2 separate regions of the Mus musculus genome follow, and region 1 is linked to region 2. Evidence: chromatin contacts called from ENCODE Hi-C or POLR2A ChIA-PET data. All regions are on one chromosome and are shown on one strand. Each heading gives the region's core, a stretch centred on a gene start or an enhancer-like site at or near the end of the contact. The rest is flanking DNA. Distances are from core to core; before and after follow the strand shown.

Region 1 (6,105 bases), core at 964-3,463, 79 kb before region 2:
CAGATCATTGTTGGCTTGTGCCCTGTACTGGGTGACAGCTCACCCAGACACATACACTTTTACTCCCTAAGCTGTGAAGGGAGACACCCATTTCATTGTAAACCATGGAGGGAGGTGTGCACTTTGTTGTAAGTCACAGTGAAAAGAGAACAAAGAATATCCGCGTTTTATGATCAAGTTGATTTGATTTGTTACTAGCTAGTTAACTGGCACTATTTTATGCCTACTGGATCTATGTGTATGTTGCTTGATAACTGAGTGGAATGAGTCTCTCATTGTCTTGGCAAAGAATTCAGCCCACATCTTGAATATCACAAGAGGCTTTATACTGCATATCGGAGCTCTGATGTCTGAGGATATAACTGCAAGCACTTGATCCAGAATTTTGCAGCCGCCACTGTAGAGATGTCAGATCTCCTTGCATCACTGTTAGTGAGTTTAGTGAACCCTTGCCTCTCAGGAACATCTTCAGCTTTGAACTGAATGGGCTTCTGGTGAGTGCAAATGGGGCGTCAGGTTGATTTTGTAAATGTAATGAGATTCCATCTTCAAGCGTGTGCAGGTGTTCTTTCACAGAAACTATAATTGGAATCCCTTTGTCTGAAGCCATGTCATGTTCCTCAAAGAAAGCAGACAAGGTAGGAACCACGTACACTTTATTTTCATCTTTTTTACCCCGAAAGCTGAAGTTTCAGTTGGAATGGTCAGATCTTTTCAGAAAAATTGAGGCATACTGCATTTGGTACTCACCAAACTGATAAATGTACTTCCTTCAAGATGGCAAAGATGTTAACTGAGTGAGCTATTTTTTTTACAATTCATATTTATCTATGAAAAAATACTTTAATCTGTGCTCTTGCTCTCTGATTCAAAAACACTTTACGTTAATCACAAAGCTCAAAAATACATTTTAAAAATGTTTCCTCACCACACCATCTCACTTCAGTGAGAAATAGCAGAGGTTTGGTGGGCGCATCCAACTGGTTGTGTAGCTGCAAAAAAACAGTCAACGGTGCTCTCCTTTACAAAGCTGATGGAACCTACTATGTTTTACTTATGTCTTGTAACTCTTGTTACAGCATCTTCATTGTTAATACTTGACAATGAATCATATAGTGAATTCCGATGACTTCTTGTGACTCATTCTCTATCAAGCACTGAAATCCCAATTGACATCCTAGTAGCTGGAACACGGTCTGTGCACACATCAGCATCCCTTCCTCAAGAGAAGTTGATCACTGTCATAAATGAATCAATTGTGCTAATAAATTGTTTGCAGTAACTGTTGTTTCAAGAGGTTTGCAAAGATAAATTTTTTAAAGTCTCCGTCATTAAAATACTTCACTTAAACCTATGAACAGTTTGCCACACCTGTAGACTCATCAGGCTGAATGCTGGATATTGAATACTTGAGGTGAAATAGCAATCAAGAATAGCAGACATGTCATCGATTCTTCTTCAGAGAGTGCCGTTAGATTAAAAAAGTTGCCATCAATTCCATGACAAATTCATCTCTGATCATAACTTGATCAATGTCTTTGGCTGCTGGCAACAGTAAATCTCCAGTGTTGGTGTGACATTTCATAGTTCTGTCAATTCTGAGTGACAGAATTCAAAGCTTCTCAGCTTCAGTAAGTTGGAGAAGACAGTACAGTGTGTGTGACTTTGGGTCTCAGACCTAAGGAGACCCAGGTCAAGAGCCTGGTCCTGGTAGGGTTTTGTGGCCTTCCTCAGGAAAGAGCACTTAAGATATTAGACAGCAAACATTAACAAGGGTCTGTGAAATATTTTCCTGTTTTCCTTGAGGCAGAAGAAACTGAAACAGAGCAGACTTCATCTGCAGAAGCTGGAGGAGCGACTCCTACTGAGCAGGAATGTGGAGGAGGGTGTTCCTTAAGGCTCTGGTGTGTTTATGACCAAGGAGGCAAGAATAAAGAGAAACAGATCTTAAATTCTCATCTACCCGACCCTCCCTCATGGACCCTCTCTCCCTCACACTTTCTGGATTTGTTCCTTTCATCAGACAACTAGGAAAGTTTACCTAGCTTCACCGCTGATTGCATGGATTTCTCTGTTAAAGCTGTTGAGATTCCATTCAGTAGGTGTGGCACATCCTTTTCTACTGATTTCCAGTTTCTACTGCTTCACCTTTGCTGCCCAGTTGGCCACTGGTCTTTTCCCTCTGCCGTCATATGTTTATTCATTACATACTTCAGCTGGTATGCCAGATAACAGGCTGGGTCCGGGAAATGAGGAGTGAAACTGCCCCAGCCTTCAAGTAGGGTGTGCAGTGACCCTGATCACACACTGGCAATTCAGTGCAAGCACAGCCTGTCTGGTCACCTGCCCTTTTGTCTCCCTGCCTGAGTCTCAGTGCAGCCAGCTCCCCTCGGCAGCATGACTCCTATTGGTGCCTTTTTTACTGCGTCTTTTCAGATGTTCATCCATTGGCCCAGTCCATGAGTTTGGAGTTTAGCTTCTTTCTTTGTGTCCTGACTATAACTTCCCAATCAAATGCCTGAACTTACATCCCAGCTTTTGTTTCAAATTCATATGATTTTACACACGTGTCTAGTTTGGTCTAAGTCAAGTTACCTGCTTCTCCCCTTCAGCTCCACATATACAAAATACAAACAAACAAAACAAATAGCAAAACAACAAATAAACCAAAAACAATGATGAGTCCTGCATTGCTGGTGGTTTCAAGTTTTTATAAAAACAGCAAAGAGAGTATGAGAAGGGAGGTTGTATACGGTACCCAATGTATACTGTGTGAAATTGCCCTTATCTTGCACAGTACTATGGAAATGAATATATACAATGAAGTTTTTAAATGGACAAGTAAATAAAAAACAAAACCTAAATAATCAAGATAGTATGTTTTCAAAATGACTTAAAGAAAAGAAACCCTTATTTACTGTTTAAGGGGACACAAGTCTGCACAGATACTATAGAAAACAATATGGAGTGTGCTCTAAAAGGTGAGTATGGATCTACCATATGGTTCAAAAAATCTCACTTTTTGGTATGTAGCTAAAGGAAATAAAATCTGTGAGTACAAATAAAATTTGTATGAACAAAAGATGGTAACACCTGTTTTTATCACAATATTAATCCTAACAGGGATTAATTAGGGATCTGTTTGTGTGCAACAACTGATGAACAGGAAAATAGAGAGTAATGTGCATTCATAAAAACAATGAAACTCTGTTCTGTCTTAAGGAGAAAGAAATCTTGCATTTTAACATCATACACAGGCCTAGAAGATAGCACGTTAAGTTAAATTAGAAAGTCCAACACTGTGAATTAAAAGTTATGTAGAAGTTTAAGATTCTTGAAAACAATTTAACCAAGTGGCAGTTAGTGTAGAATGAATGTGATACTTTACACCTCTGTTCACAAATCATAGCCCAACACAAACAGCAAGGGGAAACAGAAAACAGCCCAACCCAAGGTCAAAAAGCAAACCAGCGGATTTACTTTAAAAACTTGACTTGCTTTGTTTTTAAGATAGAATCAGACAAAACTTTCATCCATAATATAGAATAACTGATCCCTGCTGTCTGTGTCTGTCCACTGGAGTTTTTGGTGAAAGGTAGGCATGCAGTCTGGTATTCACGGAGGCAGGAATCTTCAAGGCAGTAAATGAAATGACCCATAGTTAGACCACAAGTGGGCACATACATGTGAGAAGAAAGAGAGCATTGTTTAATAAAAAACAGGCAGCAAGTCACCAGCCAAGATACAAGAATCAGCAAGACCTGCAAGACAGTGATTAGCAATGTTGACCAGGGAGAGTAGCAGACAAAGAGTCAAGATCAGCAACTAAGAGAGAAAACTAACAGGCAGAGTGGGGCTTCGATGTAGACAACTTTGGATGAGCAGTGAGTAAGCAGCCTCTGATAATGTCTCTGCCTGGGCCAGGGGAATGTGCACAGCCTGTAGATCCATATCAGCCCCACCCAGGAGATGCCCAGACTAACTAAGCTCAGTACTAATACCGTAGTCTGAGTGGTTGCTGCATGAGAACCCTCCCCTAGATAAGCAGCTCAGTGTTTTCTCCTCTGTTGGAAGCCCTCCCACTCCAGAGAGCTTCATTTTTCCTTTGGTTATTTGCACAAGTGTATTTGTTGGTGTGTGTTGTTGTATGTTCATTCTCAATCATCACTAGCAGCAGACAACACGCTCAAACAAACTGCCCTGGTGTACTCTTGGTGACAGTTGATTGTCTGGTTCCTGAGTCCTTGAGTGAAGCAGAGCTGGGCTGAGGAGGACTCTTGCTCTCAAAGGTCTGCATTTCCAGTTGTAGAAATGCTCTACGCGCCTGCTGTCTCACTGTGTTCTGACTTGGATTAAAGACAGGCGTGTTTTCCTTTTGAAATAGACAGCATGCTCTTTGAAGAATGGCACATTCTAAATACCTCTATGTTTTCCATTGTCTCCTCATTTCCAAGAGTATTGACATCATTGTTAGAGAGGTCACTTGAATTCTGGCAAACTGGGCAGAAGGGGACAAAGAACAAGCTAAAGAAAGGAGAAACATAAAACTATGATGACATTAATCATTTCAAAGTTATTTTTCTGATAAGCCAGGAGCAGGGTTACAGAATAAAAGGAAATTAACTGTCTGGCTAATCCCACTGCTAGAGTTTTGGCCTGAGATTCTTCCCTAAAGTTCCTTGTGGCTTAATCACCAGCCTGTGGCATAACTGAGAGTTGGCAGAACTTTTAGAGCAAACAGTTTTTGGAGAAAGCTGGGTTATTGCTAGTGGGGGTGTATCCCTGAACCCCCTCTTTTCTTAAACTTCTTAGCAGGGGGGGGCAGCTTACTATACCTTACACACTTATTGCCACGATGCTCTCACACACTGTGAGCACAAAAACAATCAACTGTGTGTCCAGACATCTGAAACTCTGAGCCACAATGAGCCCGGTTTCAAGTACACTGTTGCTGCTATTTTTATAGTTGTTATTGTTTTTGTTGTCGTCGTTATTATTGTTGGTGCTTCTGCTGTGGTTGCTGCTGTTATTGCTGTAGCTATTGTTCTTTCAGGGATTCTTCTCAAGAGAGAACGCTGACTTTTGCAAGAATCAAAGCAGAGGGAACCGTGTGGATTTAGAAAGTTTGACTTTTATCATTCTCTCTGATTTGTCTGAAAGTTAGATGATAACTTAGATTTGGCTTGCTATCTTCAGTTACTGTGACGGACTCCATCTAGATTTTTCCTCTGCTCTGTTAGGTGTGGGGATTGGAGGAAGTCTTGCGTGAGTAAGTTTCTGAATGAATGGGTATGACTGGCATGGGTGTGGTCATGTGTGGAGGACTCCAATGCCTTTGTCCCATGCTAGTGACAAAGCATTAACTGGGTGAGACTCAGAGGGATGGCAGAGCATTCCTTAGGGCCTGAGTACAAACATAACACCAGACACCACTGTCTCAAAAACTAGCAGCGGCTGCTTCCTCATCCTGGGTGATATCGGTCAGAGACTGCTTGCCTATAGCGACCTCCTATCTACACTAGCCATCCTCTCCATGTGCTGTACATAATAAACATACTGTGATTCTGGGTTGCCACAGCCATAGATATAGCTCCATGTCTGACTGGACACCAGCTTTTCTGAATGTCTGTTTATGTGTATGTCCTGTCTTCAATTCCTTGCAGCCCCTAGTTTGGGTTTCTGGACTTAGGCCATTCAGGTAGAGGTAGTAAGGACCCAGACCAAGAACTTAGACTTCTTCAAAAGCAACAGTCTGAAATTTTATTAGCTACTAACTAACCTGTAACAAGAACTTTCCACTCTAACCAAGGGAAACTATTTTCCTCTTCTGAACTCTGCTCATACTTTCTACATTTCCAATCGGCTCTCTAAATGAGGCCTAGCCAAAATTCATAAATGTTCAAATACACTCCCTAAACTTTTAATGTTCTTTGCTGAGGTCCAGCCTCAGTGTGAGCAAGGTCCCGAAAAGGCAGGAATAGAAATAGTGCTAATTCAATAGTAACTAGGAATCAGTAGTGAATCCAAGCTGTCAGTTCAAATACCCTCTCTGTTCCCAGGATTCTCATCATCCTTCCTTCTTCTGCTTTCTCCCTTCTCATTCTT
Region 2 (5,690 bases), core at 454-2,953:
TGATCACAATAACTTACTTAAGGGAGACGAAGTCCATGGAGAAGCGTATTGCTGTGGGACCTGTGCTCTGTAGAGTGGGTGCTGTTTTCAAGGGCAGGTCCATGTAGTAATAGACTACATCCAGAAAACCAAATTGGGGGGTGAGTGAGTAGATAAAAGGCTAGAACATTCTAGCCAAGAATAAAAAAATAAGTTGGTTCATTGTTGAATGAGATGGAGCTGGGGTGAGGAAGGAGAAGCAGAACAGAAAGGAGATACTGCGTAAATGAGGAAAATACCTAATTAAAAAAAAAAAAAGATACAAGGACAAAGAGGAAGATAGCAGTGGGCCAGCTGCTTCAGTGACGTGGGATCAGGGGGAAAGTGACCCCAAGAACAAAAGTTAAGACAGGAGGTGGTCAGACTGGCTGTTGATCAAAGGAGAGAAAATACGGTAACCTAAAGGGACAGGAGGTTGGATCTCCTCCTGCTGGTGGAGGACAGAGGGTGAGGAAGCAGATGTTGCAGGTAAGGAAGCCAAACCTTGCCTCAAGCAAGATGATCAAGAAAGCCAGGAGCTAAAGGTCCTGCAGCTGCTGTCACTTCCTGCTGGGTCAGGGGTTAGAGGAGAGTGGTGTGAGGAGATTCTTGTGGAAAATGGAGCTGAGAGGATGAGCACCTTGGAGAAGCCAAAAAGCAACACAGCAAGCTTCAGGGAAGAAGAGATTGGAGAAAAGCCATGAGCCACAAGGAGAACACGTGGGAAAGAAAGCTTTCTAGATTGAGTATACCACAGGGTTTAAAATTGAATGGACTCTCAAGGTTAGCAAAATGGGTGACTCATCCTATAGACAGGGTGAGCCTCTCCTGTGTCTGAGAAGTCTTCCTAATGTTCTTTCCTGTTTCCCACCAAGGCTTCCTATGTTGAAGTTCTACTTATGCGTTTGGCCTCGTATAGTTTCATTCTTTGTCATTTTAAAAGCTTGTCCTTAAATAACTGAACAAAGAAATACTGAATCTCTATTAACTACAAAGGAGAATGAGGTTTTCTCAGCAACTTTGTAAGATGTAGCATCTGAGAGCCACCAAAGCCACACATGAGGCTACTGCTGAGTCACTGCAGCCATGCTCGTCTTGAGAGCCCTGCATGCTTAGGTGTGTCTCATTCTCTCTTTTCCTACTTTTCTTCCCTTTCTGTATTACTTTTTAAAAATATATTTGTGTTTGCTTCTCAATAAATCCAACTCCATCTCATACGATCTCTTTCAGAAATTTCTTTCTCTGGCAAAGTCAAGAATGGTGGTTTCACTTGAGTTGAGTTTTTTTTTTTTTTTTTTTTTTTTAAACATATTCCAATGCCCACAGCTCACATCGTGTGGCAAGCCTGTCGCCTGTGCCCCGGTCACTGCCACCTTGAACACTTAAGGCTGAGCCTCAGAAACATCTGTTTAGCAAAAGACCACACACATGATTGCATACTCTGTTTAAACAAAGTGCTCATGACTGGTTAAAAAAGCCAGAAAATGGGTTAGTGTTTGCCAGGAGAGGAGGCTGGGTGTGTGGAAATGGATTTAGACACGGGGCACCCTTCACATCTACCACTTGCCACCCCGCAGGCCCAGAGTTTTATTAAAATCCCTGACATTCTCCCTTGGTGCACAGCGAAAACTCCTGCTACTTTCACTTTCTCTAAGGACCCAGTTTTTTCCCAACCCCCACTCATCCTCTTCCTGCTGTGGTCGCCAGAGCCAGAAGCAGCCTGTCTCCCCGCCCCTGAGCAGGAGCACAAAACCAGAAGTCCCTGCCTTGTACAGGCAGCTCTGAAAGCCTACTGGGAGCATCAAGGCTGCAAACGCTGGATTGAGAAGCCGCAACTGTGGTAGGTGCGGGCATCTGGCTCGGGGTGGCGCTGTGGGACCCGCAGAGGTCATGTTTACAAGGCATAGGCTGAGTCCAGGAGGGAAAACAAGACTGCTTAGTTAGGGAAAGAGACAGCTGGGAGGTAATGTCTGATGAGCTTTTTAAATGGTGACTCCTTTAGGATCTCCAGCTGGCCAATGGCAGAGATGCAGATCTTAGGGCTGGTTTCTAAGCTGTGTTGGCTCCTCCTGAGCCAGGCCTGGGGACTGCAGGATATTGGCGGCCTCTCCACTGGTATCTTTTTATGCTTTCTATCAGTCCTTACCACCTAGGCAATTTGAAAGCCTCTGTCTTCTCCCTGTGGATCTTGCAAAGTAATCCCTCTCTTACTTCCGGACCCTTTAAACATCTGGGGTCTCTGGTACAAATTTGAGCACTGCTCATTCTCATTTATAAAATAATTCACTCCATGCTGACAGTGATCATATCTTTGATAACTTTATCTGAGAAATCAAATACCCCTTTATTTGAGTATGCTTACTATTAGAGTGCCAGACATCCCCCTTACCTTCAGAGAGCTCCAGAATATGGAGTAGAAAGGACAGCAATCAGTAAGAGAAAGGTGACACTTAAGAGAAAGGTGACACTTAAGAGCAGACCTGGGGTGGGGAAGCTGCACTAGGGAAGGAGAGCAGAGGCCCTGAGGCTGTCCTGTTCCAATGAAGTTGGGAAAGGGGAGTAGTTTGAACTCAGTGACAGGGATGGGGTAGGGAATGTTCTAGGTGAAATAAACTGCACTTCAAGGACTCAGAAGCAACTTTAAAGTGACATAAGGGCAGGAATGCAGGAGAAGGGGGCAAGCTGGGTTAGATGAGAGGACTAGCCAGAGAGTAAGTCTTTGAAATAAAGCAGCCCCACCTTTCCTCCAGAGCCCTGGAAGTCATAAGGGGAGGAGCCAGAGGATCCGAGTACACTCTCAGGTTGCTGTGTCCCTCTGTCTGAGGAATGGGAAGAAGTGTGGTTTGAGTGTTCTGATGCTCCCTAGGCTATGTGATCTGCATGTTAACTCAGTAGGAAGCACTCTGAACATATGTGAGGGTTCAAAGGTGAACCCTGGAACAGTGAGAGCACAGCCATGGGATGCACAGGGACTCAGAACTGGGTTAAAGTGTCAGGAGCAGTCACTTAGTCTGGGCCAAGCTGTCCATCCATCTGGAAGATGAGTCATAATCAGTAGAAAAGCAGCCAGGGTGCCTGCAGCTGATGCAAGGTCCTCTGAGCAGCTACTGCAGGGGAATGCTCCCCAATACACAACACAGTAATAATGCTAGCTTGTCTTTGGGTCTCATTTAGCATCTCAGTGTCTTTTCTGTAGCATCTCGAAAGTGGGGAGGATACTGTCTAATTCTTCATGGGTAACACAGGAGTCTTCACAGGCAGCGTCCAGGATACAGAGTTGCTGAGTCAGGCAAGAGGACCCAATGTTCCTGGTTGTTTTCTTCTTCGTTTCCTCTTCTTCCTTCTTCAAACTCTATTGTCTTCAGAAGAGAGGCGTTGGTCTGTATGGGAGAAGGCTGAATACCACCTCTCTCTGCTGTGTTTTGTGTTTGTGCTCCTGATGATCTTGCGTTCTCCCTGTGCAGATGAGAAGAAGCTAGTTTGGTTTGCTGCAATGACCACACTTAGCTAATAACCTTAAAATTGGAAGGACTGTAATCTAGAATGAATTTTTGAAATCTAATTTAAGGTACCTATGACCTTTGAAATGACAACCAGAAACAGAGTCCCAGATTTCCCTGCCTGAGAACAATGAACCTTCAGCTCTACGTTGATTTTTATATCTCCTTTCCCTCCAGACTCTGCATCATGAATACTCTGTCTGAAGGAAATGGCACCTTTGCCATCCATCTTTTGAAGATGCTATGTCAAAGCAACCCTTCCAAAAATGTATGTTATTCTCCTGCGAGCATCTCCTCTGCTCTAGCTATGGTTCTCTTGGGTGCAAAGGGACAGACGGCAGTCCAGATATCTCAGGTATGTTCTCTGTCATAGTCACACCCGAGTCACATGCATAAGAACTGCTGAGAAGGGACAGAAGGAATGTGCACACACTGTTTCATGGGGCAGGGGCTAAAGAGGAAGGACAGAGTCTCCTCCAATAAGACTTCTTTAAGGGCAATGAGATTTCCTGAGTCATAACTTGGGGTGACTCTCAGTACATTGTCTAGAATCTAATTAACAGTGGTGCATGAATAATTTTATACTATACTTGGTGTTACAGGCCTTTAATTACAGCTACTAAGGAGACTGAGATATGAAGATACCAAGTCTGAGACTACCCTGGGCAAATTAGTTCTAGAAAAATTAAGACGTTAAAAAAAAAAGATGGAGGGAAGGTCTTAGGGTTATAACTTAGGTACAGTCTCAAGTACTGCAATTTGAGAAAATAAAAAGATGTTTAAATTATTTGAAAGAGAGTTTGCTGGGATCTATTTTATTTTTTAGAGCAACAGTCTTTGTAATTAATTGTTTGCAAGGAAAGATAATTCCTTCTCTTTATTTTGTCTAATATGCCTTGCTTCAGCTAAAATACTGAAGGGGGCAAATGTGTGGAGCTAGTCCATGTCCTAACTGGACATTGGGTTCATTACTTTTTGACAAGCATCCTGAGAGCATTCCAAATTAGGAATGGGTTCCTGACCTCACAGCGTTCCTGAACAGGCAGGAGCCATTTGTCTGAGAAAAAAAGCAAGCAAGCAAACAAACAAACAAAAACAGAAACAAATTGTCAGCATTCAGCTTCACAGTGGGAAGTCATCACTGTTGCTCTGTGGTCTGCCAGGACTTTCTTTCTCATGAAGATCCTTTCGGGTGTAAGTGCTCGGTCTCGTCATCTCCAAACATAGTCCACGAGGCCATGCATGTGTAGAGAGGCTTCTCCCTAATTGGTCCTCATGGTCTTTTCTAGGTTCAGGTTCACTAATCAACTCATATACAGATCTTATGTATGTATATAACATGTATGCTCATGTATAGCGTGTGTGTGTGTGTGTGTGTGTGTGTGTGTGTGTGTGTGTACATGCCCTTGTATATACCTCTTGTTGGGGGTGGGAGGAGTCAGTTCTGGTTGTCTTACTCTCTCTCATCAGGCTCCTCCCAGTGCTGGGATGACCCCCATGCACCACTGGGCCCATCTTCTATGCTTATTGAGACTCCAACTCAGATGCTCATGTACTTTACTTTCTGAGTCATCTCATCACCTTGACAATTCCTTTGGAAACAAATTGTTTTATTACTGAACTCAGAATGTTTCATCTTTTCCTTCCCAGGCACTTGGTTTGAATAAAGAGGAAGGCATCCATCAGGGTTTCCAGTTGCTTCTCAGGAAGCTGAACAAGCCAGACAGAAAGTACTCTCTTAGAGTGGCCAACAGGCTCTTTGCAGACAAAACTTGTGAAGTCCTCCAAGTAAGTTGTATTAGTAGAATAATAGCAGTTGAATGCAAGGCAGTTGTTGTTGTAGAGCCTATGAGAAGGACCCTAGAGAATACGAGAAAATTACAGGTCTAGTTCTACTCAGTGTGAGGCTACATATCTATAATACCTTTATTTAGATGGCCAAGAGGGTCACATGTTCTAGGCCAGCTTCGGCTACAAAATGAGACTCACCTAAATGTTCTCCCAAAATATCACAATTCTGTAATGATATTTTGAAATATTTTTAAATTGACTACTTGTAATTTTTATTTACTCATATCTCAGTTGCAAAGTTTCAGTACTTAAAGATGTTGTGGGTTTTTTTTTTATTAAGATTTATTTATTTTATTTATATAAATACACTGTGGATGTATT

The links. A loop is a pair of places that touch in the nucleus more often than their neighbours do. ChIA-PET counts read pairs that join two places held with the same protein, here RNA polymerase II (POLR2A).
Region 1: POLR2A ChIA-PET joins it to region 2 with 38 read pairs in Patski. The contact joins the enhancer-like site here to the promoter of Serpinb9 in region 2. A Hi-C loop is called at or near these places in 1 of 37 maps with a recorded cell type or tissue (v-Abl transformed pro-B cells). POLR2A ChIA-PET finds 5 or more read pairs at or near these places in 1 of 5 experiments (Patski).

Annotation. Positions count from the first base shown.
Region 1 is chr13:32,922,883-32,928,987 of GRCm38, forward strand. It overlaps a transcript of Serpinb1c not described here and the pseudogene Gm18311. Among named protein-coding and RNA genes, the nearest start is that of Serpinb1c, 28 kb to the left of the region's middle. Within about 2 kb of position 2,214, at least 1 of the 3 ENCODE cell types and tissues checked has a DNase peak (open chromatin) inside an H3K27ac peak, as active enhancers do.
Region 2 is chr13:33,002,838-33,008,527 of GRCm38, forward strand. It overlaps Serpinb9 (serine (or cysteine) peptidase inhibitor, clade B, member 9), which reads left to right and starts at 1,704. Exons shown (of 7, transcript NM_009256.3): 1 at 1,704-1,858; 2 at 3,696-3,873; 3 at 5,169-5,306. The coding sequence starts at 3,706. Gm36181 (a long non-coding RNA gene) reads right to left here and starts at 2,970. Exons shown (of 3, transcript XR_382177.2): 1 at 2,758-2,970; 2 at 18-114.